5 separate regions of the Mus musculus genome follow, and all the other regions are linked to region 2. A link is a loop called in an ENCODE intact Hi-C map of the cell type or tissue named here. Cell type or tissue: heart. All regions are shown on one strand. Each heading gives the region's core, and the rest is flanking DNA. Links, peaks and the distances in the headings are about the cores only.

Region 1 (6,253 bases), core at 808-5,807, 240 kb before region 2:
TCATAAAGCTGACTGGATCATGGCACCATAGTCTTGGATACCCCAAACAGTAGCTTAAATAAGGTTCTGTTCTTTGCAAGTCATGCCTCCTTGGATATTTTGTCTCAGCGACAGAAAATGGACAAGACACTTGGATGTGATCCCGGAGGACCTGCCCCGATTAGTTATGTTGACTTACTGGGAAAAGAATTTTGAAGGCTAGAGTCAGGAAGCACAGAAGCACTATTGATAATATTTCTAATCTGGAAATAACTCAGACCTGTCAATAATAGAAAGAATGAATTATAATGCATTTCCATAATGGAATACTGTATAGGAATGTAAAAAGGGAATTTATAGGGTCTCTAAATAATATGGGTATATTTTCAAAAACAATTTTGAGGTAAAATGGTCAAATGCTAAGTAAGGTCTAAGGCCATAAAATCCTCCTAATTCCATGGCCACTGTAGCAGCTAACAACTGGATCTGAGTATTCCTCCTCCACTCCGGATGCTCCCCGTTTCCTAGGTAACTGGCTCCAACTTATCATGGTGAAGAATACAGGCTCCTGGAATGAGGCAGGTCCAGCTTGAGTCACATTTTACTCACATCCGATAATAGCCTTAGACCATAACAACACCTATTTTGCCTGGCTTTGGCTTTTCTTTTGCAAAAGAGCCAATAATAATAAGAAGAAGAGCTGTTTCTCAGCTTTGCCTTGAAAACCCCATGAGGGAGCCAAGCATGGTTCTGAATAAAAGTTGATTCTTTTCCTTTTTCTCTTTCCAAATCTTACTCAAAAAAAAAAAAAAAAAAAAAAAAGAAAGTCATACAAGGATTTGGTTAACTGAAAACTTTGAAGAAGTTAGTGTGGCCCCTTTGTGTTTCTGGCTCTGCATAGTGACTACCCAAAGGCACCGAGTATAGAGCTGAAACACTGGTCCCTTTACACTCCATCTGTGTCACCTGTAAAACTGGGATCAAATGTGCAACAACACCAGAGGACACACATGAGCATTAAATAAGTGTGAAATTTGTACGACACATTTGGAACATACAAGGTGTGCCCTGTGTGTCATAATTCAGGACAGACACAGTAAAGCTTATTACATAGAAAGGCAGACAAATGGGGTGGGGGTGGGGTAGGTGCCAGTATTCCAGTCCTCGGAAAGACAGCTTTGCCATATGCTTTCTCAAAAATATATTTTTGGTGCCAGCCACATTAATTTTCAGAAGTGTCACTTGGTGTTAAGATGTTATATAGTGATTTTATTTTCACAGTAGAAAAAAAGGAGGCTATTGAAATCATCTTCACAGTAAAAGGTAAGAAGCAACTCTTATTGCTCTGGAACCTTATATTTTACAGTGTTTGTATAATACTCATATCGATAATGTTTAGGTTAGTTTTACTGAAAAACACTCTTACAAGTAGCTATCTTAGTCAAACGTCTAAGCTCTGAAAAACGCCATGAATGTTTTATTTATTTATTTATTTATTTATTTATTTATTTATTTATTTATTTTTGAGATGGTGCAGTGGCTAATGCTGATTTTCATCTCAATACAATCACCTCAGATGCTAGGCTCTGAACACATCTGTAAGGGATTGTCTAGACTAGCTTAACTGAGATGGGAAGATGGACCTAAATTATTCGTGGTGCCATTCTGTGGCCTGGGATCACGGTCAGAATGAAAAGGTAATAGTGAGTTGAACACAGAATTCATTTCTGCTTCCTGCCATGGATCCAGTGTGTTAGCATGTTTGGTTTATACAGTGCTGGGGATCAAACCCAAGGTCTTATGCATGCTAAAGCAAGCACTCTAGCCACCGAACTACACCCCCAGCCCATCTGTGACTATTTTAGATGCAGGCTATTGACAAATTTAAATGTCTATCCATTCATTCTGTCAACATGGCCAACAGGCAGATAATTAAAATATAAAATATGTCAAATTATTGTATGTATCTTGGAGAAACATAAGCCAGAGAGTGGAAGATTTGAGCGACTCAAGGTAGGATTAGGATCTTCCAATTTAAAATGGCTTAGCAGGGTTAAAAGAAAGGAACCCATTGTTAAGGAAGGGCCCAAAACAAGGAAAGGACACTACATGCCAAATGGGCAACTGATCGGAGAGTATCCCCAAAGGAAGGAATGGAATCTGCAGAGGCCAGGCAGTGAAAGTGTACCTGGGAGGGTCCCAGGATGGCAGAGGCCAGCACGGCTACAGCGCTACTGGAAGTTAGCGGAAGTCGGAATCGGGACTGGGTGTTTCTTGGTTCAGTTTGGGACTCCTTCTCCAAAGAACTGAAGGCAAGGGTTCATACAGTTTTGCAAAACCAAGGTGGTAATTTTGCTTGGAGCAAAGAGATAATGCAGATTAAGGAGAGAGACACCATCAAGTTGGCAGCTGTGAGGATACTCAAGGGCCTGGCTATTTCTTGCTCCTTGTAGATGTCTCTGTAACATTTCTATTTATAAAGCATGTCTTTCTCTTTATTTGTAGTTATTTTCATGATGGCTAAAGGTCTGTAAATATATGCATCTGTTTCTAAACCCTTCTGCTCCTCTGATCATCTGTTCTTTAAAATCCACACTTTATTTATTATTTTTTTTTATGAGTTCTTGTCCTGCCTATGGACAGGACAAGATTTTATCCTTTTCTTATTTTTAAAATTACATGTATGTATGCACTTATTTGTGTCTATTTGAGGATGCCTGTGGAAGTCATCTCTCTCTTGCTACCATGTGGGTTCCTAGGATCAAACTCAGGTTGTCGGGCTTGGCAGTGAGCGCCTTTCCCTGTTCACCCAGCTCACTAGTCCTCTTCTCCCGTTGAAGGGCTGAACAGATAGGGAATGTAAGTTCACAGACACATTTTAGAATAACGTTCTGTGGTTTCCCTGGAAGAAGACTTAAAAGTTTAAATGTTATTGTTTTCTACTTGGGTGAATTTAGCTTACTTTGGAGAATTTGACATCTTTGTAAAATTAAATCAACCCATTTAAAATCATGTGCATATGGGACCATCAGAGCCCTTTATACTTAAAAATCCCCCCAGCAGCTGGGTGTGGTGGTGCACGCCTTTAATCCTAGCACTCGGGAGGCAGAGGCAGAGGCAGAGGCAGGCGGATTTCTGAGTTTGAGGACAGCCTGGTCTACAAAGTGAGTTCCAGGACAGCCAGGGCTACACAGAGAAACCTTGTCTCAAAGAGCCCCCCCCCCCCCAAAAAAAAAATCCCCACAGCAGACTGGGCTTGCCAGGTTAGATCAGCTTTGATCATTTATTGCTTTGCCTCTGTAGTTATCTTGTCTTTAAAATGATCCTAGTTGGTTAATGCTGATGTAGGAGAATGCTATATTTTCAAGTGGACATTTTATACAGAAACTTGTGGGAAAAGATGTTTACAGTTTATTTGTGAAAGCTCTTTATACATTAAGAATGCCCACTGTTTGTTTATCGTGGTTATTTTTCCCAGTTTAGAATTTTGTCCTTTGTATTCTTTAACTTTTTAAGCCTTAAACTGACCAAGGAGTCGATTCTGTTGATAATAATCTGTGATTTCCTTCCATTCATACATTTTGCATATTTGGAAAACTGTACCGTTTAGTTTTGCTCTCTTCTGCCCTTGCGGTGTTCTTTCCCCAGATATAGAATGCCAGGCCTGGCAGAGTTGTGTTTTCACTCCTGATCCACTAGGGGCCAACACCCCATCGAAAGATTCTGCCCTGCTGTCCTGAAACCTGTATTTTTCTCTCTGAAGAAGAGAGAGGAAACAGGCTAAAGAAACATAGCAGAACACAATCAGTTTCCATTCCACGGGTCAGAAATGAGTGAAATTAGATGTCACAAGAGTCTAAACAAAACCCAAAAGGTACTTGTGAAGACAAGAAGTCACATAAGGAGTCAAAGATGTTTTGAAATGGACAAAAAGAAAAAAGAAAACAAAGAAAAAAAGATACAAAATATAAATAAGATGACTTAAAGTTTTGTTAAAATGTAACTTAAAAGGAAAAACAACTACAGAACAAAGGGGAGCCAGTTTCTACTTGAAATCCACACTATGCCTTAGGGAATAAGGAGAAGGCACAAGAAGCAAAACAGCTTTTCTTCCTTTCCCTTTTCTCTGTTAGGCCAGGGGTGGGGCTAATCTGCTCCCACAGCCTGTAGGATTCTTGCATAATTTATCAAGGAGAAAACAAATTCCAAACCCCAAGCAACACAAAACAAGAGGAGGTGGCATCAATTCAGTGAGCTCTGTAGACAAGGATGCTCCCGAGGGACTGAGCTAGCCCCCAGCAGGCAACAGAAGGTGATGTCTCTCTGAATCCTATTAATGTTCTCAAGATGATATTTATCACATCAAAGGAGACAACTGATAGATGGAGTGAGGGGATCATCGGGAAGGGGGAAGGGAGAGAGAAGTGTGTGTGTGTGTGTGGAAACTTGATCAGACCAATTGACAGGGCTACAATTCTCTTATGTGTGAAAATTAAAACATCAGCCCCCCCCCCCCTTACATATATAGATGGCTTCTTATATTTAGGTCTGGTGTGAAGGGATCAAATAGCCCACATGCAAACTGCTATAAAAAGCAAGTACTTTGGTTACAAAGGTGCCTATACCAGCTTGGGACTTGGCTTCTGAATACCCTTCTTAAGTAGGGCAAGTACGTCATATCAAATATGAGGACTCATTCCATAAAAGGAATTTATTTTTACATCAATTAAAATAAACGTATGGGCTGGGGAATGCAGATCAGTTAAGCAGAGTGCCTTCCCAGTGAGCATGAAGTCCTGGGCTTAATCTCCAGCACAACACAGATAACAACTGGAGGCTTACACCTAGAATCCTAGCACTCAGGAGGTAGAGGCAGGAGGATCAGAGCTTCAAGGTCACCAGGTATTTAGGAAGTGAAAGGAAGCCTAAGCTAGAGACCCTGACTCTAAAATAACAAACAAATAAATGATAATTTGCACATAAGATTAATAGACTTTTAAATTTACTATTTCATAATTTTGTATATGCAAACAACACATCTTGATCATATATACCCTAACTCCTCTTTCCTACTAACCCAGACACCCTCTCTCTTCTCACCTCTCCATAAAGGAATAATTTTTAAAACTAAAATAAAATGTGTTGTGAATATGGCCAATTGAAAAGAAAACACTTTCAAATTAATCCCTCTTTTTTGCCGGTTTTGATTTAGTACCTTCCATGACTGAGAAGAAAGAATGAAAGAAGAAAGAATGCATTTAAAATACTCAGCCACATTATAAATTTCTTCATAAGACTAATTTACTTAATTCTCGAGTAAACTTTATCTTTAAAAAAATACTTATTTTTATTTCATGTGCATCAGTGTCTGAATGTGTGTCTGTGTGAGGGTGTTGGATTTTCTGGAACTGCAGTTACAGACAGTTGTGAGCAGCCATGTGGGTGCTGGGAATTGAACATGGGTCCTCTGGAAGAGCAGCCAGTGTTCTTAACTAAGCCATCTCCCTAGATCCCATAAACTTGTCTTTGTGGGTAATAAATGCACAGGGAGAAAGCACAGGAAGGTGGTTTTCTTCTTTTTAAGAAGCAGGTTGGGGCAGGAAGATCACTGGGAGCTTGAAAGAAGTCTCCGCTTCTGATTGGGCTCTGGGATAGCCTCAGTTTGGACTACCAAATGAGTTCCAGACTTGCCTTCACTGTGGGTTACTCAGTGAGACCCTCAAGGGCGTGTGCGTTGTGTGTGTGTGTGTGTGTGTGTGTGTGTGTGTGTGTGTGTAACATAAAGTCTTCCATTAAATGAACAACCAGAGATGACTTATCTCTTCTCTTATTGACAGGCATTTGTTTCATTTTCAGTTATTGCTGATTACAAAACCCAACACAAAAACCAGAAACACCAATCAGTTCTGTAGATCTATGTGTCTTATTAGGAATGTCATTTCAGGACAGATACCTAAAGAGAAATTGACAGATCAAAAGATATCATCTTCATTAGAGTATCTTTTTCTTTTTTTTTTTTTTTTTTAGAATTAATTTTTTTATTAGGTATTTTCCTCATTTACATTTTCAATGCTATCCAAAAAGTCCCCAATACACTCCCCCCCCCATTCATTAGAGCTTCTATTTCTGTAATGAAACCTAATAACCAAAAAACAATATGGGGAGGAAAGGGTTTATTTCACGTACACTTCCATTAACAGGCAGTCAGGAAGGGAAGTCCGGGCAAGAACTCCAACCAGGCAAGAACCTGGAGGCAGTTGCTGATGTAGAGGCA
Region 2 (6,253 bases), core at 901-5,900:
TATTTAGCCAAAATGCAACTTTATATTGCTGTTACAAGTATAAAATTACTTTCATTGATTTACTAGAAGGCAAATATACATTAATAGTTGGGAGTTCTTAGACATCAATGTTCTCTTTGCAAAAGGGATTATAGTGGGTACTACCTAATAAGGTTGCTTTTAGTGTTTAATGAATTAATTAATACATTTAAATGACCCACTTCTGCAATCCCAGCCCTGGAAACATTGAAGCAATAGGACTGTGAGTTTACAGCCAGCCTGGGTTACATGGTATTTCAATGAAATAAAAATCACAAGAAGAAAGAAAAAGAAATTTTTCTGGAATATTTTATGTGTCTTAGGAGATTGTTGAAAGATATGAATCTACACATATAAAATCCATCATGCAAAATTTCAAAAAGTTAAATTAGGGGTAGGAACTGGATATGTGCTTGAAACAGAAATGAAACCAATGAAAAATAAAATGATAACTCTAATTGGATGAGTAATAACTGAAACTTGTAGAGGTACCAATGTTCAAAGGAATTTAAGATAAAAAACAGCAATATCAATAGACATCCTTGGATCCTGGAGACCCTCAGCAGGTAAGTGTTCTCGTCAATAGTCCTGAAAGCTTCATATTCTGCATCCCCGTACTGCAAGGAGAGAACCAGTTCCCACAAAGTGTCCTCTATCTGTGTACTGTGGCAGAAAACCCCAAACCAAAATCACAACAAAAAGAGTAAATCATTTTTTAAATTCATGAAACAGAATACTATTAAGTCTATAAAAAAGATCATAGCTACTTTTTATTTAAGACCATTTCCAGCACTGAATTAAATTATAGCAGTAGGCTTTAAAATGACTTTTTGTTTGTTTGTTTTGAGACAGGGTCTCATTTTGTAGCCCTGGTTCTCCTGGAGCTGACCATGTAGACCTGCACTAGTCTTTAATGCACAGAAATCTACGTGCCTGTGCCTCTCTGGTGTGCAGACTAAGGTGGTGCACCATCACACCAGGACTGAAATGAAGTTGTAAAGCAATTGTTTGCCTGTTAGTGACTGAAGCAACAAACAAGGGTGGACGGGGAAGGACACTTTTGAAGAAAATAAGCGCCTCTGGGAAGGGGCGGGAGAACGTGGCACTCAAGTTTAGAAATGAATCTTCTATTTCGTTAAGAGTACAGACAAAGCAAATGGTAAGTGTTTGTGTTGCTTTGTGGTAGGAGAGTAGAGAATGGAAACAAAGGACTCATGATTACTTATAAACTAAGCAGAAGACAGGCCTTAGGTCTCAGAAACTCAGAGAAATGGCTGAGCTGTCATTAACATATCAAAGCAATATCTGGGGCTCCTCCCAGCACTTTTCAACCCTTTCCCTCCTCTAAACTTCTGAGAGCTGGGCTTCCACCTGCACAGCTCTTTTCCCTATGTAAGTCAGCCATTTTGGCTACATCATTCTCTTAGCCTATTTATTGGCTTGATTACCTGTCTTGTCTTTGTCAGTAGCTCCTTTCTTGCCCCCATCCCATCCCCTGCCCCCTTTCCTCCCATGGCCTGGTTTCCTCTGCCTGCCTTGTTCAGCTTGGCCTCTTTCCTCTCTCTGCTTTCTCCCTTGTATCTACCATAAAAATCCTCTCCTTACTTTAGGAGTAGTCATGTCCTCCTCCTTTCATTTCAGTTGTTTTTTTCATTCAGCTGGAACCCAGGAGATCCCCCTACACACACACTCACACACACACACACACACACACACACACACACACACTCACACACACTCACACTCAAACACTCACACACACTCACACACACACTCACACACACACTCAAACACTCACACACACACTCACACACGCACTCACACACGCACACACACACTCACATACACTCAAACACTCACACACTCACACACACGCACTCACACACGCACACACACTCACTCACACACACTCACACACACACACTCACACATGCACACAAACACTCACACGCACACTCACACACACACACATATTCACACACACACTCACACACACCCACACACACTCACATACACACATACTCACCACACTCTTGTGGCTGCTCTTTAATGGCAAAAGTGTAACATTTCGGGCAGAAGATACACTGCTTTATATGATTGTACTTTATCTTACTGCTTTGTCTTTTTCCCCTTAACCTAACTTTTAAAGAAAATTTGGTTCTACCTTTCACCAACTACTCTAAAAATTTCTCAGCCATTAGTTGAGAGAGGGAAGAACTAGATACTGAGGTCTGAAAACCCACCGGTACTGGTTTAATTGATTTAGCTCAGCTATTAGTCTTATTCTTACTTATTTTATTTCATTTGTGTTATTTTGAGACAGGGTGGCCTGTATCCCACACTGGCTTCAGACTCCCTGTGTAGCCAAGGATGGCCTTGAACTACTATTCTTCCTACCTGCACTTCTCAAGTGTGAAGATTGCAGGTCAACAGTGCATTTGTGTCAGGCTCACTATGAAGCCAAGGTTATTCTTGAATTCAACTCCTCCCTACCGTGGCATCTAGAGTGCTGAGGCTATAAATTGAAGCCTCTCATTTCCTGAAGAACTTCCTCTTTAACTGTCTTCTGATTCTGCATTAGAAAATTAAAAGAAGAGACACAATTTTTTTTATCAGTTACTCTTTTTCCATTGGCATCATTTAAGCAATGTTTTCCCTAGCCTGTAACCACAAAGAAAATCAGAGATGAAAAATCCCAAGGAATGTGGACACATTATAAATGTTATCAGAGGACATGTTAAAAGACAGAGGAAAAGGCTGGAGAGATGACCCAGTGGTAAAGAGCAGTGACTGCTCTCCCAGGTGTCCTGAGTTCAATTCTCAGCAACCACAGGGTGGCTCACAACCATCACAATAAGAGGGATCTGATGCCCTCTTCTGGTGAGTCTGAAGTCTGCTACAATGTACTCATAGACATAAAATAAATCTTTTAAAAAAATGACAGGAAAATTGACTCCAAAATGACAACTAGGAGCATTGTGGGATAATTGATTACTACTTCCTTGTTTAAAATTTGAGGCACTTTCTAGGAAGATAAGTATTTGAGACACGGATTCATACAGCTGCACGTCATGGGTGGTTGCAGGATAAATATTAACTTGATAACATGTTCTTTCTAGGCTGTCTCACGGACCTAGTACTACAGGCATCTTCAGCCAGTTTCCTGCCTCCTAGCAGCCACATTTGAAGTATTGTCGGAAGATCTGACCTCCCGCCTCTTGTCTTTTCCCATGATTCCTTCCGCACTAGTTTCCCGTGAACCCGAGGACTTCAAACAGCCATACTACAGGCCCAGGGAAGGCAACCCGCCCCATTAGTTATTATTGGCCAGTCATGGTTAGTCCCGTCCTACATGCTCAGGAAGAGGCGTTTGATTGGTTACGAGCGTGGCCGGAATCTGACGTATTAGGGGGCGTGGCTCAGGCTCAGCTTTCCACCCCCGTACAGCAGCACCATGTACCGCGCACTCCGTCTCCTCGCGCGCTCGCGTCGCCTCCTGCGGGTTCCGTCCGCCGGTGCTGCAGTGTCTGGGGAAGCGACCACCCTCCCGCGGTGTGCTCCGAACGTCGCGCGAATGGTGAGCGGGCATCTCGGGACCCGGCCTCCCCGGGGTGACCTTCACGTCAGAGTGTCCCGGGTGTCCCCGCGGGCCGCGCCTGGGCTCGGCGCCGGCCAGCACGCTCACCATCCGCCCCGGACGCGGCCTCCAGCCGAGTGTGTTGGGGCTGCGGGCAGCGCTGAGGGACGCGCTCCTTCCTGCTGGGGAGCCTGAGTGTCAGGGCAGACCTGCCCAATGCCTGAGCTTGCAGAGGCCTTCGGTCCAGGACACCTTCTCTGGGAAAGAGCGTGCACGGAGGCAGAGGGTGGGGGATGCCGGGGTGCAGGAGTAGCCCGAGGAAAGGGGAAGCCCCTTCCTTGTCCAGATCGCAAGCCCTGCTGGCTGGACACAGACAGGATGCTCCCCTAGGCTAGGGTCTGGCTTCTTGGTCCACCAGGGTGCTCTTTCCTGCTTTCAGGCCCTCGAAGTGGATGAAGCCAGTGTGTCTTCTGAACGGAAAGGCTTTGCTTCTTACTAACTTGACTATTTAGCTTGTGAGGTTACATGTGTTCTCTCTCACAACTGGGTGTAAAACTCCGAAATCCATAAATGTGGACCTAGGAACATAAGTACTCGGAAGCATGCCTGAGCAGATTGGATAGGACCGAACAATTGCCCTAACCAAGATTTTGTATTCAGAAAGACAGCTAAAGGAACTTAAGGGGCCAGGTCCAAGGTATGGCATGCTTCGTTAAGCCCCTGTACTGTTTAGAGTTCTTTAGAAAACGAAAAATGCGAGTGTGTATGTACTGTTAGGAAAAGTTTGAGAAATGAATAGTTAGGAAGACCACTCCGAAGTGTAGCATGTCTTCTGTAGTGTGGGGTGTGATTTCAAGTCCTACTGCTGCGTTCAGGCTTTGTCCAGTTTCTACATGTAAAGCTGAGATAATTACAGAGGCTCAGCAAGATAGAACTTGGGGAAAACACTGTGCTTCTTAATTAGACCTCCTTTAGTGTCCTTAAAAGGGCCAAGACGTTCTCTCAACTTCTAGACGCTTGAATGACAACTCTGTACCGTCTTGGGGCTTGGGAGATGACACCAGTGAAGAATCCATCAGGTGGTTCACACCCACCTGTAACATCAGCTTTAGGGGACCTGTAACACACTCTTAATAACCTCGACATATGCGTGTGTGCAAACATACATACACACACACACATATGCACCCATGCACACACAGACACACACTAACATAAATCTTGGAAAGAAGCTATGAAGTCCAGGTTGCTTAAAGTTCCTGGAACTTTGCTCTGGTGATTTTAATGCATTCTAAAATCTCTTTTAAAAAGACTGGGTTTCTTTTTGTTTTAAAGCTTGTTTAGGGGAACAGGAAAATGGAATGAATCTATCATGGCAAATATGAAAATAGCAGTTTCTTGCTTAGGGTTATAGTGTCAGAAAATAGGATCAGTATACTTTTCTTTTTCCATGGTTCCAAGGACATTTCTTGCCCTTTAGCCCCCTTGTAATTTCCAGCAAGCCTGCTGATTTTGTTAAAAGTTGTTCTCTAGTATTGAGAAATTCACATGACCCTGGAAGCCCTGTTATTTAAAAGGACACTTAAGAGTTCACCTGAAGTGCGTCATGTGGAGGTATGACGCATTGTTGACGACTTCTCTGCTTGGGGCCATGTAAATATGATGGTTCATTTATGCTTAGAATGCAGAGGCTGTTGGCAAAGATTACACAAAGGGCTGTCGAGATGGTTCTGAGGGTCAGAGTCTCTGCTCTACAACGTAGGGAAGGAAGGTTTGATTCACAATTCCCGGGTGCAGTACTACATGGCAGGGCCGGCATGACAGCAGGAGCTTGAGGTAACTGGACACACTGAGTGTGAACACACTGGGTACACAGTCAGGAAGCAGAGAGAGCATCACTGACACTCAGATTGCTTTATAACTTAAAAAAATTTTTTTTTTAGTTTTTAAATTAAAAATATAGCTATAATTTCCCCTTCCCTTGCCTTCCTCCCATGTACCAATCCCCTTGCTCTATGTCAAAATCATGTCTTTTTCTTAATGGTTAGTGTGTGTGCATATGAGTGTGTGTTAGTTAATTTTCTGTTGTGATAAAACACCATGACCAAGGCAACTTATAGAAGGAAGGGCTTAATTTAGAAGCAGAGAGAGCAAACTCAAAATGTTAATAGCCTTTAGGCTCTCCAGTGACATACTTTGTCAGCAGGGCCACACTTCCTCAGCCTTCCTAAACAGGACCATTATCTGGGTACCAAGCATCCATATGCCTGAGACTATGGGAGACATCTTGTTCAAAGGACCACAGTATATAAATGCCTGTCTGTACAAGTGACACAGTGGAGTGTTGCTCATGTACGTATGATTTCAGGACTGAGCACTTGGCAGTGGATATCCACTGCAGCACACATAGGATGCTGCCACTTACACAGTGGTGGTCCACACAGCTTAGATGTCTTCTTTATTCTGATCTAGATGAGCCATCCTGGGCAGGCCCAGAGGCTTGTTTACTTGGTGATCAATCCTGTTCAGGTGACAGTATTAGTCATAACACCTGAGGTTAAAGGTAGGAAATAGAATTTTGGAAGAGTTTGTTATACGCTGAGATGGTATAGTATTTGCTTTTGTTTTACGCTGGATATGCTTTTAAAGATAGACAGG
Region 3 (6,253 bases), core at 395-5,394, 67 kb before region 2:
AAGGAAGCCAGGGCAGGAACTCAGGGCAGGAACTGAAGTAGAATCCGTTGAAGAATACTGCTTATTGGCTTGCTAGTTGTGTTTTTCTTAGGCTGCTGCCTTATACAACCCAGGACTGGATGCTCATATACCTCCATTAATCAAAAATATGCTCCACGGGCTTTCCTGCAGGCCAGTCTAGTGCGAGCATCTTCTCAACTGAGGTTCTTTGCTTTCCCCACAAACTCTAGCTTGTGTCAGGTTGGGAAAACAACACAACAAAACCAACCGACAGACAAACAGACAAACAAACAAAACCAACGACTAACCAAGGCAGGGTAGCAGGTTGCTTTACATCTGGTTCACCATGATCAGACCCAGCTCCAGGAATAAGCCAAGGAAAAACTCTCCTGGAAAGAATGTATGTTAGCACCTGATGATGCCTGTGGCCAGGGCTTGCATTCTTAGCAGTACACAGGCCTGAAGGACCAGGCACTGCTTGGCTTGTCTGGGTCACTTTGGAGATGATCTATTGGGGGAATGATTCCATGCCAAAGATTCCATAAGCTCCCATAACAGTGCCACCAGACAGGGGCCAAGTATTCAAGCACACAAACCCATAGGGAATTTTCCACTTAAACCATAACTCCCATAAAGACCTAATTTTGAAATGTACAAGAAACATTTTTATTAACAAAATCATATATGCAGTATCTTGCTTATGTGTATCAACTCTACTAAAAGACCTTAACAGTTCACAGGATTATTATAATAACTATTGTCAATTATCAAAATGTTAACCATTTCCCCCAGAGGCTCTTACTGTTTTTATTCATTGCACTCACACCTCTTGCGCAGGCAATGTTCTGGACCTTATAGGTCTATTGTATCAACCTTATTATGTTGATACAGTAGAGGCCAAAGCACAGCTGCTCACCTACTTACCTCTCTATCTTCATCTCCTATTATTCTGCTATACTGGTGCCCTCGTTTCCCTCCAAAGGGGCAAATAGAGTCCTCCCTTGGCACATAGGTCTTGTTTAGAGTTCAATGCAGAGCTGTCTAAGTAACAGCACATTTATTTTCTCTTTCCTCTTATGATGGTTTGTATATGCTTGAGCCAGGGAGTGGAGGTGCGGCCTTGTTGGAGTAGGTGTGTCCCTGTGGGTCTAGGCTTTAAGATCCTAGTCCTAGCTGCCTGGAAGGGAGTATTCTGCTAGCATATACACCTCTATTTTCTCTGCCTTATAATTGTTTATGGCACTTAGCATCTGGCATCTCATGTATGAACCAATTTGGTCAGCATTGTCTTCTCTCAACACCTCTAGAAAGCTTTAGGAGAAGAAGACTGTGTGCCAAAGAATGAATATTTTAGGAAAAAAAAATCAGGACTCTTTCCTTTCTTCCTTCCACTAACGTTGCAATCCTACTGTAGGAAGACTACTATAGTGAGACGTCAGAGGCACAAAGAACTTATTAAATGGTCCTATAAATCTAAACCACAAAATTAAAAACATTTTTTTTTCAGGGCAGGTGAGGTCAAAGGCCTTGTAGATGCTGAATTCAGGTTAGAAGTCTTAAAAATAAGATCAAGATTTTGAAGCTGGCACACACAACCTCTTAGTCAAGTGCTCAGTGCAGCAGGGTATCAAGCTATCTCGTCACTTAGCTGACTATTGAAGACTTTTGAGATGCACTGAGTCTAACACAAGTGGGAGGAGGGGTGGACACTGGTGCACACCAATTTAGTTTCCACAAACCAGTCATTAGTGCCTATGACATCTTCAGGTGCATGCAGCTCGGGACATTTTCCTCTCGTGGGTAGTCGTTGGGGACTGCAGTGGAGACAGAGAAAGCAGGCCTAAAGAAGTGACGTTCACAATCTATATTTGACTTGTTCTATATTTGCATTGCTGCTGGGGAAAGGTCCAGTGGAAAATGCGTGCTGTTCTAAATATATCCTCTCTATACCTGCTAGATTTGGATTGAAGCCTTAGGGGGCGGGGCACTGCTCAAGAGATCACCTCCAGAGAAGCATTTGGACTGGATTGTGTATCAGGTGTACCTACTGCAGACTGAGAAGGCTTGGGATCCAGTGGAAGGGTGACTTGGGTGTCACTCTGATGCTATTTCCTTCCTTATTCTGGGGCTCTGAGAGTGGCAGCTCAGAACACTGTCATAAACGCTGGGACATATCTTCCAGCTCTAAGGTAGTTGAGACTCAGCCTGCTGCGTTTGTTTGTTTGTTTTTAACGTCAGGTTCCCTGTTTATGAGATCATTTCGCTGGCGCTCTACTTCGGGCATTTCAGTGTTTTGTTTTCTTTCTATTGGGTGTATGAGGTGGGGGTGGGTGTTATTATAGCTTCCCAGGAAAGAGAGTATTTCATTCAGCATGCTTAACTGAGTTAAGCGCAGGCGTTCATAAATATTTATGAATGAGTGTATGCTAGGGTGAGTGACTTAACGGGTGAATGGACGAGATGCTTTAGAGTCCGTTGAGGGCTGTGAGGATCCGCTGTGGCTAATTTACCTCCGTAAGGGAGTTTACTTTCTCTTTTTTTCTGTACAGTCTGTTCAGGTTTCCACCTCGGCTTAAGGGTGAAGGAAGCAGAGCAAGAGCTCACTGGTCTCTGAAACTCACCTCTGCTGGGCGGGAACGCGCCCGGGAGGTGGGAGGGGGGAAAAGGGGCGGGCCGCTAAAGCAGTAGGGCGGGGCCACAGCTCAGAGGCGCGGTCAGAGGTTCTAAGAAGGCGGAGCTGTATGCCGGAGGGCGGGGCCAAGGGTGTGAGTCAGAGGGCGGGGTAACAGGAGATTCCGGGAGGGAGGAGCCGCAGGCCAGACTGCGGAAGAGTCTTAGGAGGGCGGGGCCAAAACGGCTGCCGTATGGATGAGGCCGCAAGGTAGAAGGGCGTGGCCTCCAGGGAGGTCCCGTGGGAGGGACTGCAAGTGCTAGCTAGTGGGGCTCGGGACCCACGCGGGAGGGTGGGATAGCAAGAACGCTAGGAGGGCGGAGTTTCATGCGGTGGGGCGGGGTCCTAGCACCGAAGGGCGGGGCCTCGGGTGCGCGCGGGTTGGGCGGGCCTGGCGCGGCTCCCGGGCACAATGGCCTGAGCGGCCCGCAGAGCGTGAGATCCACCCTGTTCGGGCCGCCCGGCTCACCGAGCCCTCTCTCTCACGGCGCGCCGGCGTCGGGCCATGTACTCGGGGAACCGTAGTGGCGACCAGGGCTACTGGGAGGACGGGGCGGGCGCCGAGGGCGCAGCACCGGCGGGCACGCGGAGCCCCGCGCCTCTCTTCAGCCCCACCGCGTACGAGCGCCTGGCGCTGCTACTCGGCTGCCTCGCGCTGCTGGGCGTCGGCGGCAACCTGCTGGTGCTGCTTCTCTACTCCAAGTTCCCGAGACTGCGCACGCCCACCCACCTCTTCCTGGTCAACCTGAGCCTGGGCGACCTGCTGGTATCCCTGTTCGGAGTCACCTTCACCTTCGCGTCGTGCCTGCGGAACGGCTGGGTGTGGGACGCCGTGGGCTGCGCGTGGGACGGGTTTAGCGGCAGCCTCTTTGGTGAGTCGCCCGGGACGCGTTCTCCTTGCCTCTCAACTTTCCCCCGGGTACATCAGCTCTGGGCCTCCGTCCTCCCCGGGATCGTCCCTGATAGCCAGTCATCACCCACAACTCCCTCTCTCTCCTCGAGAACCTCCCTTAGATACCCAACCCTCGCCTCCCTTCTCCCTTTCATCTGGTCTTCATCCCCAACTCTGTTTCCCTCCTTGCCTGGATTTACACACCCTTCTTCCCAGCCAGTCACCAACCCCAGCCCCTCCTGCCTCTGTAGCACTTTCCAAAGTCTCCCTGCCGCTGGCCATCTTATTTCCCCTCATCTATTTTTACTTCCTACTGTAGCTCTCAACAGGGCAGCTCACAGTGGACTTTACAGAGGGAGAAAGAAATGAGGCCCTGTAGAGTCAAGAGATGCAAGAAAAAAGTCAACTCCTGAACAGTGGAGGCGAGAACAAGGAGAGATTTAATTCACAAATTTAGTATTTGTTCCTCAGAATGACATGTAGAATCCTAAATAACGCAGTATTTTACCCCCTTTCACTCGTTAGCAATTATAAACAGTTGAATGCTTCCTAGGGGATGAGACTTTTTTTTTTTTTTAATTTCCTGTACATAGGTTCTGTCACACCAGAGGTTACAAATGGCGCAAAGGAGTCCAACTCATAATTAGCAGGGCAGCCAGTACATTTAATTGAAGTAGAACTTGTTGCTTTCTTGAAGATTTATATTGAGAATTGACAGGTTGAAGGTTGACTGATCCAGTATTCTAAGCCTGGGAAAAACGTGTGTGTGTGTGTGTCCCCTAGGGATTTTGTTTGTATAACGATTTAAAATAGAAATGGATATTTCTTAAGGCTTAAAGTCCCTTTCACAAACCTTAAAAACACATTGATAATTTACTATTGACTTGATCTTGCCAGATCTTAGAGAAAAACGTCTCTGTAATATCCTTGACAATTGTTATTTGCCAACTTACATGTGGCAAACCCAAATCTCACGGTGTTTGTCATCATTTCCTTTTTAAAGTTTTAAAACAAAATTTAGGAGTCATGATGGTTTTTCACTGATTGACAATTCTGATGCTTTCCCCTAATAAACATTGATCTAAGGATTTCTTTACATAACAATATTGAACCTAGAGGAAGGTCTGTAAGAGGATGCGAGTAGTAATATGGGTTGACTATATGATTATTCTCTCTGTTACCTTAAAAATGTTTTTCGGGGTGGGGGGGCATTTAGGCGGATTGATCTTTAAAAAAGGTGATGTGTCAGGACAGCTTGCAGAAAAGCCCTGGGGGTAGCGACAGGTGTTTGTTTGAAGACATTAAAGTCCTTTCTTTCTGTGAAGTACTTTTCTGTGCTGTGGTGTTCAGTGTCTCCATCTGAAACCGAATAAAAAGGAATGGGTTGAGTTTTCTTATGTCTGCAGCACCCACCCTGGCTCTCCCTGGCTTGCTCTGCCAATCCTATCTTCCAGAATCCTCTCTGCCCTTTCTTCCCCTTCTGAATTCCTGCTGGGGTCTGTCAGCACCAGGAGAGATTTTTTTTTTTAAAGACTACAAGAAACATTCGCCCTGGTTTTACCCGAGGGTTCCTTTATTCAGGGCATCCAGTCTTTCTTTGAATCATGTCATTTATTCCCATCCTAAAATCTGATGTAGATCTTCTGGGGTTAGAGGCTTGAAAATAAGTTACTTCCTGGAGACAAGTGTAGAGTGAGGTGACTTCAGACCGCACAGCATTCTTAGCAAGTAATTTCTTTGCCCAGAATATGCTCTTGAGTAGGGTAAAGGATGGAGATGGAGAAGACTCTTCCCTTTTCTGTTCCTAAACCAGGACTAATCAATTCTGAGTACTGAAGGAGAGGGCAATTTTAACTGCTGGAAGTTGCTAGCTGCTTGCTTCAGGCTTTGGTGATGCTGATGGTACTGGTCTGACGGTACAAGGGTGGGTCTTATGGCTACCCCATTGTCTGGGCTTTCCCAAGCCATTCATTCTCGAAGGCTGCCAGTTTCCCCATCTTTGTTATCTACTATTGAGCTTTCTGTGGTTAATGTCATCTATCCCATTTGCTTTGTATTTCTGAAGGGTATTGTGTTCTGTATGTACCCTTGGTGCTTATAACCCCCTCCCCTCTTACTACCACCTCAGCCTTGTTCTATGCCTGGAGGAAGTGCATGCATGTTTATACTTTAGATATCCTCATAGGTTTTCTCTCCCGCTTTGTACTCTGCTAGAAGCGAGAGTAAGCAGTTCACAAATTCTTGCATATATATATGCACAAGGGGACCAGGCAATTGCTTCATTTTGGGCTCTGCTCCTGGCATCTCGGAGAAGGCTAAAAATAAGAGGAATCCCTGATAATCTTGGTCAGAGGTTTCCACCAGCTGGCCTTGTTAGGATCACTGTTTCAGTTAAACTGATCCGTCCAGTCGGTGACCTAGTAAAGTTCATTTAAATCCCAACTGAATGGCTTATTTTATAAATGTCAGAATAACCATTCTCTTCCTTGGACCTGCACTTAGATGTCAGCAGATTTAATGGTAGTGAAAAGTAGAGGAGCCAAAGAACACTTACTGCTACAGTATATGATGAGCAATCAAAAGGCTGGCAGTGGGGTGTGTAAGTGTGGTAGCCTGCAGACTTCCAGGTGAGTGTGTCCAAAGGGAGCAGCTGGCAGCCACATCTAGCATCACACGGGCTGTAGCCAGCG
Region 4 (6,174 bases), core at 1-5,000, 250 kb before region 2:
TGGGGCTGACCCAAAAACAGAAAGCATACCATTCTAGCTCTCAAACCAAGTGATATACACTGCAAACTCACCTATCTGTAGGTTCCCCTTTGGCTAGCTTTTCAGCACAAGCAATAGCCCCTTTGTGAAGCCAACAGTAGGTATCCACAGCCACTGCCTGTCCTTTGTACTTCTTCACGTTGACAGGTTCAGAAGCTTCTTGGATGAACTGAAGTAACCCTTGAATCCCCATCGTGCCAAGTTAACTACATGAAGGAAAAAGGGAGGAGAGCAACATGAAACCAAGGCTGATTTACCAAAAAGCTTTAGAAATTCAGTGTGGAGTCTAGCACCGACAGTAACATTTAGCTAATGATTGGCCTTCTCTCGGGCAACTTCTGTAGCTCAGAACTTCATTAATCACCAACACTCACCTGAACACCACTGGGGAGTTCCTTCGTGGTTATTTGTTTCCAAAAATGCTTCCATACTTACAATCCTAACGTGGGCTCTTATCTCTCTTAACACTTGGACTCAGACATTAAAACTGAGTCTCTCCTTTCATAAAAAGAGGACTATGAGCCTATAACACTGCATGCTATGGTATCATATTCACCCCTATATTAAAGGGGCGCATCCAAAGTTCAGTGTAGAAACTCCAAAGTTTGGAGAAGGACAGACATTTCAACTGAAAAGCATGTCAGCAATCCCACACTACCAGAATGGTTTATTCCAAGCAATACCCTGGTAATTAGCCATGGTGGCATCTAGGGGAAATTTCATCAGATTCATTGAAGGCTATACCAAAGACACATGAAGCCGTGTTTGATGTGCAAAACAGCTTCAAGAAACAAACAGTTATAATTTCCATTCCCTTCTAGGTCCTTACATGGAAGTCCTGGAGATGGCAGCCCCTTCAAAGCAACTAACACCCCCCCCCACCCCACCCCCGCCTTCCTACTCCAACTCCAGCAGCTGCTTGCCACTTCCCAATACAGTATTACCATCTAAGATCAGGTATTTGTATTAGGGAGTGTGTGCATGTAATGAGTGTGTGGGTACATCCATGCAGAGCCCAGAGCAAGGCATTGGGTGTCTTCCTCTATTGCTACCTGTCTATCACCTTGAGGCAGGGTGTTACGGAACCAACTAGGCCCAATGAGGTCTTGGGATCTGCCACCTCTGCCTCCCAATCTCTGCAGTTACCAGCAGGCTCAGGCACAGGGGGTTTTAATGGGGAGGGGGCTGGGGGGAGGATTCTAACTTAGGTCCTCATGGTTGCAAGAGCAAAGGCTATTACCCTCTGCAACTATTCTTTCTGTGTATGATGCATGCGTGATGGAGTTTGAATCGGAGGATGTGAAAGGCAGTCCACCTTGTTTGTTTGAGCTGCGTCCACCAGGCTAGTTAGGTCTTAGGCTGAGCTCTCTGGGATTTTCCACTCTTACCTTCCCCTCTCTCAGCAGTGAGGTCACAGGGACAGGCACCTGATTCAACAGACCTAAGATCATGTTCTTAAAGACTATGGGATAAGCCAGAGGTGCCCTGTTGACACCACAGGAAAGTGGCCATGCCCTTAGCTAGCAGCCCTGACACTTGAGAGATTCATTTACCTTTAAGGTCATGCCCATTAACTATGAATCCCTAAAGGGGGGCATGAACCCGTAATTTTAAACATCAGCCAATTTGGGTGCAGGTGGGTCTGTGTAAAACGAGTCCACTACGTTTAAAAGACAACGTCTCTAAAACATGATTTCGTGCATGCTGGGGGGGGGGGGGGTTGGGGTGGGGGAGGGACATAATTACATTTCGTGAAATTTCCTTAAGTTTCTTTCTTCTAGGCCAACTAAATCTCGAATAAATATTTCCTCTTTAGTATAGAAGTGACTGAGTGCCATGTGGCGCATCAACACCAGAAGGTCGCCGGTGGTACCCGAGGTAACAGCAGCAGCGGCTTCACCTTAGTCCCGTCTCCCGAACGAACAGGCATAGCACACAAGTCCATTCCAGGCGCCGTGGCTCCTCAAACCTGCACAGGAGAGAGCATATACAAAGGGAATTCATCGCTAGGTACGAGTGTTGGTAAGGACACACGTCAGCCCGCCTCTGCGGAAAGCGGGAGACCCGGAGGCCGAGGCAGTCGCCTGCAGGCGCTCCACGCTCCCGCTCACTTCCCGGAGATCCGGGTTTCGCGCCGAGGGGCAGAAGGCACGTGGATCAGAGTCATGGGGACCCCACTTTCCTCCACACGGCCCGCTGCTCCAGTGACCGCCCGGCCGCCCGCATAGGGGCTCGCTCGCTCACCTGGGGTTCAGAACGGCGGCGAGCGGCTGCTGCAAGCGCAGCCATGGACCTTTCGATTTGCGCGGGATCGGGAAGCCCCGCCCAGCGGACATGACGTCCCTGGGCGTCCTGAGCCGCAGCCTCCACCTCCCGCTTTCTATGACCCGACTTTCCTCTTAGCCGAGTCCTGAGCCCTTCCTTGCAAGGTAGGAAGTCCGCCGCCAATGGCCAATGCCATCTCGAACTCGGCGACGCTAGAAGCGAAAAGTCGGCTTGTTTGTGAGAGAAGTGGGGTGGTGGTAAGGGAGGGGGCAAGAGAAACTCTAGGCCCGGAAGTTGCGCTCTCGCCGGTGCTGCTGGGAGTTGTAGTTCTCCCTTGACCAAGCCACTGGATCCAGGTACATGCGTGCTAAAGAACTCCCAACTTGGAGTCAAACATATTTTGTTATTTTAAACCCGGAAAAGGAGCCCAGTTCATAGTTGCTTAATTCCAGGCCAACACCACAGTCTTTCGTCTCCGAAACATCCTCACCTCTATGCAAATTGAAGTTTTGTACAAAGCTTTCATGTTGCTATAGTTTGATTATAGTCTGCGCTTACCCACTTTATTCATTATATGGCTTTATCCCTGATACGAGTTGGGAAAATGTTATCCTTATAACTAAGAAACAAAATGGCCCAATGGTTCAAGTTATTAAACCCTGTATATTGTTGGTTGTATTGGGTCACATTTCCTAGTGTTATCAAGGAAAGAAAACCCCTCTAGTTTCTCTTCTTAATGGACTTTTAAAAACTTACTAATTTTAGAAGTCACACAGCCGGACTGTACATAATTTAGTCTCTTACTGTCTTTGCCCCAGCAGACTCCTCTGACTGAAGCTATCTAAGTGTGAAATTGAAAGACTCCGAGAGGAGCCCCTCGCTCAGGCCTCAGGACAATAGCGGACACCCAAGAACTCATGAGAGACCAAGCTTGATGCAAACCACATGAGGCTTTATTCGGGGAAAGCTAGAGCTCTGGGGACGACTCACATCCCACGCAGGAGTAGAGGAGTCGACCCTGAGGGGAAAGGGGTCTCAGTTTTTATAGGCCCTGGGGGGAAGGAGAAGGGGGGAGTAGGGGATTTCCAGATCTAAACAATGTCTATTCTCAAGAAATGGGTATGGGAGGGGTACAAGGAAAGAGTCTGGTGCAGGTGTAGCAACTCCGGATTGGCTGGGCTGTGGTTGCTGGGGAGATTTTCTGACTCTCCCAGCAACCAATATCACAAACACCTGGCAGTGAGGTGCAGCAGTGGGCACACACATGGGTTCAAGGAATGGTCAAAACATTGGCAGACACACAGGTTCAAGGAGTGGCCAGAGCATTGTGCACCTCTATTTTTTCTAAATCAGTGAAGCTAGTTCTGCTAACAGTGACATCAATCTTGCCAATTTCAGGGCTTCTGTGACCTTTTACATTCTGTCAGGATCTTTTAAAATAAGAATCTTCCCTGCCCATGTCTGTAAAAAAAAAAGCTTTTCTCTCTCTTGCCCTCCATGTAAAGATACCATGTGTGATCCTCTCTGCTCTCTGGGTTCACCTTTAATATCCTAACAATTCAGTGACAAATTAGTTATTCTCCAGGAAAGGAACTCAAAAGATGCACGATGGTATTATCTGTTGTGTTACCTTTCTTTAAACTTACAGAACCCCAAACATCCATTAATATATAAGTACTAATTAACACAGAGTACCTGGTGCACTGGTAAGGCGGACTACTACCCCAGTGATATGTTCCCCCAGCAAATCCCTAGATCATATTCGTGACTGCAGCCCCAAGGAGGCTGGGCTTTGTTGGGGAGCTACACCATCATTGGTTTTCAAGTAAATCTTTTTCTTTGCCCAAACAAATTGACTTTAAGTCATTAGACTTTCTGAAAGAATGTGGATTTACAGTTATAGAAAATGCCCAGATCTGGCTAATGTCCTCTTTTCTTTGTTATATTGTGGTAAAACACACACACACACAATATATCTTTCTATCTATCTGAATGAAAAATTTTAAATGTATATTTAAAATATGCATATTTTATAGCTCATAGAAGCAGAAGGATAATCATTTAATATATTAAGAAGCCTGCATGTGCCAGGCAATGGTGGCTCATGCCTTTAATCTCAGCACTTGGGAAGCAGAGGCAGGTGGATTCCTGAGTTCGAGGCCAGCTTGGTCTACAGTGTGAGATCCAGGACAGCCAGGGCTACATAGAGAAACCCTGTCTCAAACCAAAACCAAACAAACAAAAACAAAAAGCCTGAATGTATTTGCATGAAAAAGGAAAAAAAATCAGAGTTAAGAATGGAGATATTGGGCCTGAGAGATGGCTGAACAGTTTATAGCTGGCTGCTTTTCCAGAGTACCTGGGTTCAATTCTCAGAATCCACATGGTGACTCACAACTGTTTATAACTTCAGTTCCCAGGGGGTCTGATGCCTCTTCTAGTCCACTAGATACCAGACATCTATGAGGTTTATAGACATACTTGTGCTGGACATGCTGGGGCTGGAGAAATGTCTCAGTAGTTAAGGAGGACCTGAATTTGATTCCAGCACCAATAATGGATGGCTCACAACCACCAATAACTCCAACTCCGGGGGATCTGACTCATTTGGCCACTCTGGACACTCACACACACTCCCACTCTCTCACACAAACACACACACTTAAAAATAGTATAATTTATTTTATAAAGCCGGATATCCAAAGACAGGTTTGGAACGCTAGCACCAAGGAGACTGAGCAGCAGCAACAGCAGCAGGAGGAGGAGTTTGAAGTCATCTTGAGCTGCATAGTGAGACCTCGTGCAGAAAAGAGGCCTTGACAACCTAATGGAAGAGGATGGACAGAGAATCCAAAGAGGGATCTGCAAAATAAATGGAAATAAGGGATAAATGCACATCTATTTCCCAGTAGCAACTTAGGTCAACTTCTTAGCATTCATAGAGATAAAATGTAAGAGGAGATGGTGGTAATATTTATACCATTCATATAGTGAAAATAGTTTTACCAAAAAAACATCTTGGATTTGGAGGGAGCACGAAAAGGCACTCTCCTAAGTGCTGGTGGTTTGAATAATCCTTTCCTGCAGGACAATCTGGCAGTGCATACAAAGACCGTAAAAGAGAAAAGATGATAAAACGCTTTAATTCTGCAAGTAGTCTTCAAGGAATGTATCCTAAGAAGATTGATGTTTTAGAGGATAAAAATATAAGTGTGTCCATCATTTACAATAAAAACAAACACAGGTATCCAACAGCAGGTGGAAAGTTAAGTCAGTCTGGCCCACCCACAATGAAAGAATATAAAATATGACATTAATGCAGAAGAATGCTCAGGAAGTCATGATAGAGAAGAAGCACCACATATTTCATTTCCATGAACTGTACAGGCAAACTTAACAAAACAAGCACACACTCACACATTAAAAACAGAGAAAATGGGCTGGAGAGATGGCTCAGTGGTTAAGAGCACTGAGTGCTCTTCCAGAAGTTCTGAGTTCAATTCCCAGCAATCACATGGTAGCTTACAACCACCTGTAATGAGGTTGGATGCCCTCTTCTGGTGTGTCTGAAGATAGCTACAGTGTACACATATACACTAAATAAATAAACAATTAAAAATAAAACAAAACGACAAAAAAACAGATAAAATAAGGAGTTAATAGTTGATATTTCTAAATAGTAGGATGGCAGATTTTTTATTCCTTTTCTATACATTTCTGTTTTCAATTAGATAATTAATATAATACTATATGTGTATGTGCTTACTTCTCTCTGTATACATGTGTATCTCTCTCTCTCTCTCTCTCTCTCTCTGTGTGTGTGTGTGTGTGTGTGTGTGTGTGTGTGTGTGTGTGTTGGTCAGAGGACAA
Region 5 (6,253 bases), core at 494-5,493, 300 kb before region 2:
ACTCAATGAGCAGACTGGAGTTCTTCACACCCTCATAACTGTCTGTGGCCAGCTCTGTCTGATCCTCTCGAGGCCAACTTTCCCCAACTTCCCTGCTTTTCCTGGGATCCCAGCTTCTAACATTGTGCTGTCATACTGTGACTACAAGGATCTGAGTTGAGGAAGTTTTGTCTCAACGACCCTCACTGTTGGAGCTTCCTCTCACGTCAAAACTTCCTTGGCTGGTGATTGTGTGATGGCTTGAGACCTTCTGTTGGGCTTGGCATCGTTCCTTTCTACGAACCTCAAAACATAAAGCAAAAGTAACCATTGTTGAATATGGCTCAGAGCCTATGATGGAAAGAGCTAGAGCAAGCTTTTGTGTCATGTGCCTGTCTCCGTGTGCAGAGATAGATTCTGCTCCTTACACTGGAGGTGTCTTCAGACACACCAGAAGTGGGTGTTGGATCTCATTAGGGATGGTTGTGAGCCACCATGTGGTTGGTGTAATTTGAACTCAGAATGCAGTCAGTGCTCTTAACTGCTGGAGCCATCTCTCCAACCCTCTCACAGCTGTTCTTAACAATTCTCTGACCCTTTCTTCTGACCTCACAGGTCCCAGGGTATGTATATGGTACACACATATATAAACAAAGTAACCCTAAACAACAACAATAGCAACAAAATAACAACCAACCATTCATTCAGTAAACCCTTCCCTCCCTTCTTGTGAGGGCACCCACTCAGGTAACCGAACCTAACTGGCAATTTGCACTTTAGGAATTGTTATCACTTTGCATTTAGGCTTATGATTCTTAGTTTTTAGCTGAGTAATTCCTTCATTTGTAAGCCATGTGTTTTAAAGCTAATCCCATGATTCCCTCTAACCATATGGTCAGTCTTCTCATCTAGGTTCTTCTCATCGGATCTTTATTTTGTAGCTGCTGAGGGTCATGTTTTATTTATTTATTTTATGTATATGAGTACACTGTGAATGTACAGATGGTTGTGAGTCTTCATGTGGTTGCTGGGAATTGAACTCAGGGCTTCTGCTTGCTCCAGCCCTGCTCGCTCTGGCCCAAAGTTTTATTTATTATTATATGTAAGTACACTGTAGCTGTCTTCAGACACACCAGAAGAGGATGTCAGATCTTACTATGGATGGTTGTGAGCCACCATGTGGTTGCTGGGATTTGAACTCAGGACCTTCAGAAGAACAATCAGTGCTCTTAACTGCTGAGCCATCTCTGCAGCCTGAGGGTTTCTAAGTAGACTCTCCCAGCACTGATTTATATAAAACAAATGGTTATCCATTCAGTATTCTCAAAGCATGCTTACACATGAGTGTTTGAAGCATCCATAATATACTTGGGTAACAGAAGATTGTATCCAGGTCCTGATATTTTCTGAAACACACAAGCAGTTGTCAGTGTGCATTTAAACGTTCGGATTCACTGGGTCTGTGAGTCTATTTCAGTGCCATACTAATACCAAGGAAACCCCCTTAAGGTCGAGTAGCAGGCCGGGCAGTGGTGGTGCACGCCTTTAATCCCAGCACTTGGGAGGCAGAGGCAGGTGGATTCCTGAGTTCGAGGCCAGCCTGGTCTACAGAGTGAGTTCCAGGATAGCCAGGGCTATACAGAGAAACCCTGTCCCAAAAAACAAAAAACAAAACAAAAACAAACAAACAAAAAAGCATTCAGTTGTGATCTTGTTATCACAAAATGGCCTCGGAACCTGAACTTCCTCCGAACCAGAACCTCCTCTTCCTTCTTTGTGCCTAAACTATGTATGGAAGGTTTCTATAGGTATTGCTTTGTTTTGTTTCTAAATTAAACTTATTTGTTATTTTCATTTTACAACTCCGTATCATCTCTTCCTCTCCTTCCAGCACCCCCTCACTCAAGTCCCCCCCACCCCCATGCCACCTTCCCCTTCTCTCTTAAGGGGAAACCCCCTTCTGGGTGTTACCCGCCCACTCCTCACTCCCCGTATTCTTTTCTTTCAATGGTGGGACAAACCAGTGGCGCTTGTATCCAAAACTGCCTTGAGGTTATAGCTGGACTCACAGAAGTCAGACCTGGGTTATACCATACCCAGGCTGGGGCAGAAATTCCAAATTTGTACATATTAGACATCTGGGCAAATAATTCTTAGTGGTGGAATGTATAGTATAGTATCCCTGGACTGTCCTTAATGTGGGGCACACAGGCTACACCCCTATAGTGAAACCAAAACTGTCTCCCAACACTGTCAAGCATGCTCTATGGGAAGAGTCGGGGCTTCTGAGAAGTACTGGTCTAGAGTCCACTCAAGACTACAAGTTTAGTCAGCAAGCTGGCAGCATCAGCATCACCTCAGACTCTGGCAGGATGTTGAATAACTCTACTCTCCTTCTTAGAGCCGCTTCCAAAACCCCCAGTTTCTCCAGATTCTCAGATGGTTTGTTTGCCCTCTAGGGTTGGCAGTTCCCAGAGTCTTTTGAGAAAGAATTAGCAGAATGGTTTGTCACTGTGTATCCCATCTGTCACTGTGTATCCCATCCATCTGGAGTTCAGATCTAAGTATGGAACACACACCTTCAGCTTGTTGCCCTGGGGAGAGCAAGGGTTTGGGCATCAGATGGCCCCAGGTCCAAAAGGGTCTTTGCTGAAAGTCTAATTGATTATTTAATCTATGTAATTTTATTCATATATATAGTTTTGGGGTTTTTTTTGGGGGGGACTGTTTGTTTTTTGAGACAGGGTTTCTCTGTGTAGCCCTGGCTGTCCTGGAACTCACTCTGTAGACCAGGCTGGCCTCGAACTCAGAAATCCGTCTGCCTCTGCCTCCCAAGTGCTGGGATTAAAGGCGTGTGCCAGCACTGCCTGGCTATTCATATACTAATAAAAATTTCTACCTAGGTTTCAAAACAGAGAAACCTTATGAGCAGACTACATGAAATCTGCACCCCTTGATTCAAAGTTGCCCAGTCAGTTGTATTGTCTTCCCAAGTGGTAAGAGTGTCCCTGATAGAACTCCTTCTGCCAGCCAGTTCAGAACTTGCCAGCTCAGAACCAAGAAGTACCACTAGAGGGCGGTAGCGACCATCTTTAGGTTTAGGAGAGCCAGTTTGAGGCCACTGAACCCTCAATTGCAAAAATTGTTGAGTATATATAAATGCCATAAAAATTATCTCTACCCAAGTGGAATACGACATATAAATGTTGAAGGTGCTGGCTAGTTTAACTTGACACAATCTAAAATCAGAGAGGAAAGAGCCTTAACTGAGAAAATTCCTCGAAAAGATGGGGCTATGGACAGCTCTGTAGGGTATTTTTAGTTAGTGAACCCATTAAGGGTGTGCCACCCTTGACCTGGAGGTCATGAGTTCTATAAGCTGACTGAGCAAGCCACAAGAGGCAAGCTGGTGAGCAGCACCCCTCAATGGCTTTGACAGCAGCTCCTGCCTCCAGGTTCCAGCCCTGACTTCCTTCAGTGATGAACAGTAATGTGGACATATAAGCCAAAAAATAGCCTTTCCTCCTCAACTTGCTTTTTGTCACTCTATGGTGTTTCACCACAGCAAATAGTAACCCTATGTAAAACAGGGAGAAGCAGAAGAGTAAATAATCTCCTTAGGAAAGCCTGTGGGTTATCAGAGGAACTGAGGAGCAAAGGAAACGAGGGTAAGGGTGAGAGCAGAGACTCTCTGGCTGCTGAAATAAGGACTTTTTCCAAATATGGATGTGATTTTATCCTTATAGGATGCCTTTGCCTAAAGATGAGCAGTTATAAACGTGAATTCTTCCCCAAACGCCTAGCAAGGCGTGTACAACCGCCAGCTGATGAAGCGCTAAAAGAGAATGGAATGTCTCTTGAGTTCGCAGCAGGCGCCGGCCTGTAATCTTTTAGGAAATGCTAAGGCAGGAGTATCTGGAACTTCCAGACTTGGGCTACATAGTGAGCTCTACCTAGGTCAATTGGAACAACTTAGTGAGTCCCTGTCTTAAAAAGAGAGCTGGAATTCAGTAGATCTTTCCTATTCTGTGCTATCACATAGGTCTTCCTTTCTTGTAAAAAACATACAGGAACTGACTATGTAGCTCTGGCTGGGCTGGCCTGGAACTCACTCTATAGCCCAAACTAGTCTTAAACTCACAAAGATCTACTTTCTGAGTGCTGAAGATTAAAGCCATGTATCACTATGACAGGCATTAATACATTCAAGGGACTCTGAATCAAAAAATGAATGAGCCAGGTATGGTGGCACATAACTTTAATTCCAGCACGGTGGCAGTGCAGGCAGAGGCAGTCAGATCTCTATGAACTGGAGGCCAGCCTGTCTACATAGTGAATTACAGGACAGCTAGGGCTATGTAGAGAGGTCCTGTTTTATAAAATATGATGATGATGATTCTCTGATTTTGTAAAGACATGTTAATTTCATTTGTGAGATGTAAACGTGAACACATGGAAAAAGCGACGCTGAATGCCGTCTGTTGATTTTGTAATACTTCAGAGTAAGTAGTCCAATTGTCCCCACTTTACAGATGACCAGGAAGGGACAGAACGCCTCCCTGGAAACTAGTCCTTTTCCATCCCGGAGCTTTCTCTGAAACCTCTCACTTCTGTGTCCCTCTTGGGAAGATTACGTTGTCATAGGGAACAGTGAAACCGTCTTTTGACACAGCCTAATTAAGAGAAACCTCTCAGTTGTAGCAGCACAGAAATTCCAGCATATATAGAGGCTGAAGCAGCATAATAGTGAATGCCAGGATAGCTTGAGCGTTAAGGCCTCTCTCTCTCTCTCCTCTCTTTCTCTCTTTCTCTCTCTCTCTCTCTCTCTCTCTCTCTCTCTCTCCACACACACACACACAGAATCACACTTCTCACTTTTAGTCATTTAAGAACATGACATTTATTAAAATCATCTTAGAGATGAAAAGGAAAGGCTTATACTATACAACAACAGAAACGCAGTCCCTGAAAGGTCCCACCCCATGACCGCTGCCCTCCAAAGGTCCACTGTAAACAGTAAAGTCACCACAGAATTCTTCAGGAAGTTCAGGTCTCAGCCCCACTTCTCCTGGCAATTCCTTCTCCTCTTCATCTTGAATGCCTGGGTGTAGGGGAACAACAAGAGAAACAGCTACAAGGGAAAGAGACGAGGGTCTAAGGACCACAGCAGTGACATCTGGGTCATGCTGAGCAAATAATGTAATTTTTGCTCATTCTTGGTTGGTTCATACAAGCCCAGTCAGCACTCAGGGGTCTAAGGCAGTGGTGGCACCAGGGAAGGGCTTAAGGCCTCTGGACTCTGGAAAACCTGTCTCAAAAGACAAAATGGTATACCTTTTAATCACAAACATGCATTCTTGAGCTGTACAACCTTATTGTTATGTATTTTCAAAAATAATGTTAATTCTAACAGTACCTTAAGGAAGCCCAAGCAAGGATCAACTTCAAGTCCGAAAGCATGAATTTCAGAGCCCTGGACCACTCCTCCTCCGTGTTCAGATGGGTCCTGATGGAGCAGCACTCCCCACTGTCCCAGACATCCTCCATCAGCCCTTCCTTCACATGGATCCTGTAGGGCAGGCAGGGGCATCTCTCATCCCTCTCAATCTCCTCCACAAACTGCTGAAGACAGTCCAGGAAGGCCTTCATCCCACAGTCAAACTTGTTATTCAAGAAGACGCTGTGGCTCCCATCAGAGAATAAGGGCAGCACGCCATCACCAGTCAAGGACTTGAGATAGGAATGGTCCCCAAAGGGAACCAGTTGATATCTCTGGAATTGCAGTCCAGCTATCTTGGACAAGCTGAAGAGCAGTAAGACTGTCTGTCCCCAGGCAGAACTGATCTCAGTCCAGCCCACCCGGACCCCGGGGAGACAGCCCAGCCTAAAATTGTTGATAACGCCCAAGGGACCCTCATCTGAAATGGTAAATGTGGCGTTGAAGATATTGGTCTGTCTTAAGCGGTACTGCTGACTCAGGGCATACGTCAGCTGGTTCTCCACACTGCTCAGCTGGTCCATCAGCTCCAGCTGTTCCATCTTGAAAACAGAGTACTCGACCCTGTGCTGCTCATGCTGTTTATACAGCTCCTTGCTCTCGGCCTGGGCTGCTCTGAGTTCAGCGGCTACCCTTGCATGATGGCCGTCTAAATCCTCTAGCTCCTGGGTCAGCCTTGCTTCCTCCTGCTCCAGACTGGACAGTTCGGCACAAAGCTCCGCGTGTAGCGCCTCCCTCTCTTCCTCACTCACCAGCAACTCTCTGTCCTGGAAACTT

The links. Hi-C counts contacts between places; a loop is a spot of excess contacts. Peaks named below come from ENCODE experiments on the same cell type or tissue, not always from the same donor. Only the 100,000 strongest peaks of a DNase experiment are listed, where the experiment ranks them.
Region 1: a loop joins it to region 2, with 4 times the contacts of the local background. A loop is called at or near these places in 7 of 42 quality-filtered maps.
Region 3: it touches region 2 in a loop (7-fold over the local background); 17 of 42 quality-filtered maps call a loop at or near these places.
Region 4: it touches region 2 in a loop (5-fold over the local background); 20 of 42 quality-filtered maps call a loop at or near these places.
Region 5: it touches region 2 in a loop (7-fold over the local background); 16 of 42 quality-filtered maps call a loop at or near these places.

The regions. Positions count from the first base shown.
Region 1 is chr1:175,865,177-175,871,429 of GRCm38, reverse strand. No RefSeq gene overlaps it. Among named protein-coding and RNA genes, the nearest start is that of Gm36360, 12 kb to the left of the region's middle. In heart, for the core only: a CTCF peak has its summit at 3,660; no DNase peak of the experiment used is centred there.
Region 2 is chr1:175,622,793-175,629,045 of GRCm38, reverse strand. Fh1 (fumarate hydratase 1) reads left to right here and starts at 3,411. Exons shown (of 10, transcript NM_010209.2): 1 at 3,411-3,595. The coding sequence starts at 3,473. In heart, for the core only: a CTCF peak has its summit at 2,905 (motif pointing left); a DNase peak (open chromatin) is centred at 3,385; H3K4me3 peaks cover 1,909 bases; H3K27ac peaks cover 1,597 bases.
Region 3 is chr1:175,689,460-175,695,712 of GRCm38, reverse strand. It overlaps Opn3 (opsin 3), which reads left to right and starts at 3,081. Exons shown (of 4, transcript NM_010098.3): 1 at 3,081-3,543. The coding sequence starts at 3,177. It overlaps Gm39707 (a long non-coding RNA gene), which reads right to left and starts at 2,667. Exons shown (of 3, transcript XR_865748.2): 1 at 2,622-2,667. In heart, for the core only: no CTCF peak of the experiment used is centred there; DNase peaks (open chromatin) are centred at 2,082 and 2,902; H3K4me3 peaks cover 3,455 bases; H3K27ac peaks cover 2,544 bases.
Region 4 is chr1:175,876,966-175,883,139 of GRCm38, reverse strand. Exo1 (exonuclease 1) reads right to left here and starts at 2,362. Exons shown (of 15, transcript NM_012012.4): 1 at 2,284-2,362; 2 at 1,940-2,008; 3 at 72-245. The coding sequence starts at 232. Gm36360 (a long non-coding RNA gene) reads left to right here and starts at 2,385. Exons shown (of 3, transcript XR_373723.2): 1 at 2,385-2,468. In heart, for the core only: no CTCF peak of the experiment used is centred there; a DNase peak (open chromatin) is centred at 2,379; H3K4me3 peaks cover 2,030 bases; H3K27ac peaks cover 1,114 bases.
Region 5 is chr1:175,920,831-175,927,083 of GRCm38, reverse strand. It overlaps Becn2 (beclin 2), which reads right to left. Exons shown (of 2, transcript NM_001290692.1): 1 at 5,396-6,253; 2 at 4,859-5,287. The coding sequence ends at 5,263. Among named protein-coding and RNA genes, the nearest start is that of Becn2, 3.6 kb to the right of the region's middle. In heart, for the core only: a CTCF peak has its summit at 3,051 (motif pointing right); no DNase peak of the experiment used is centred there.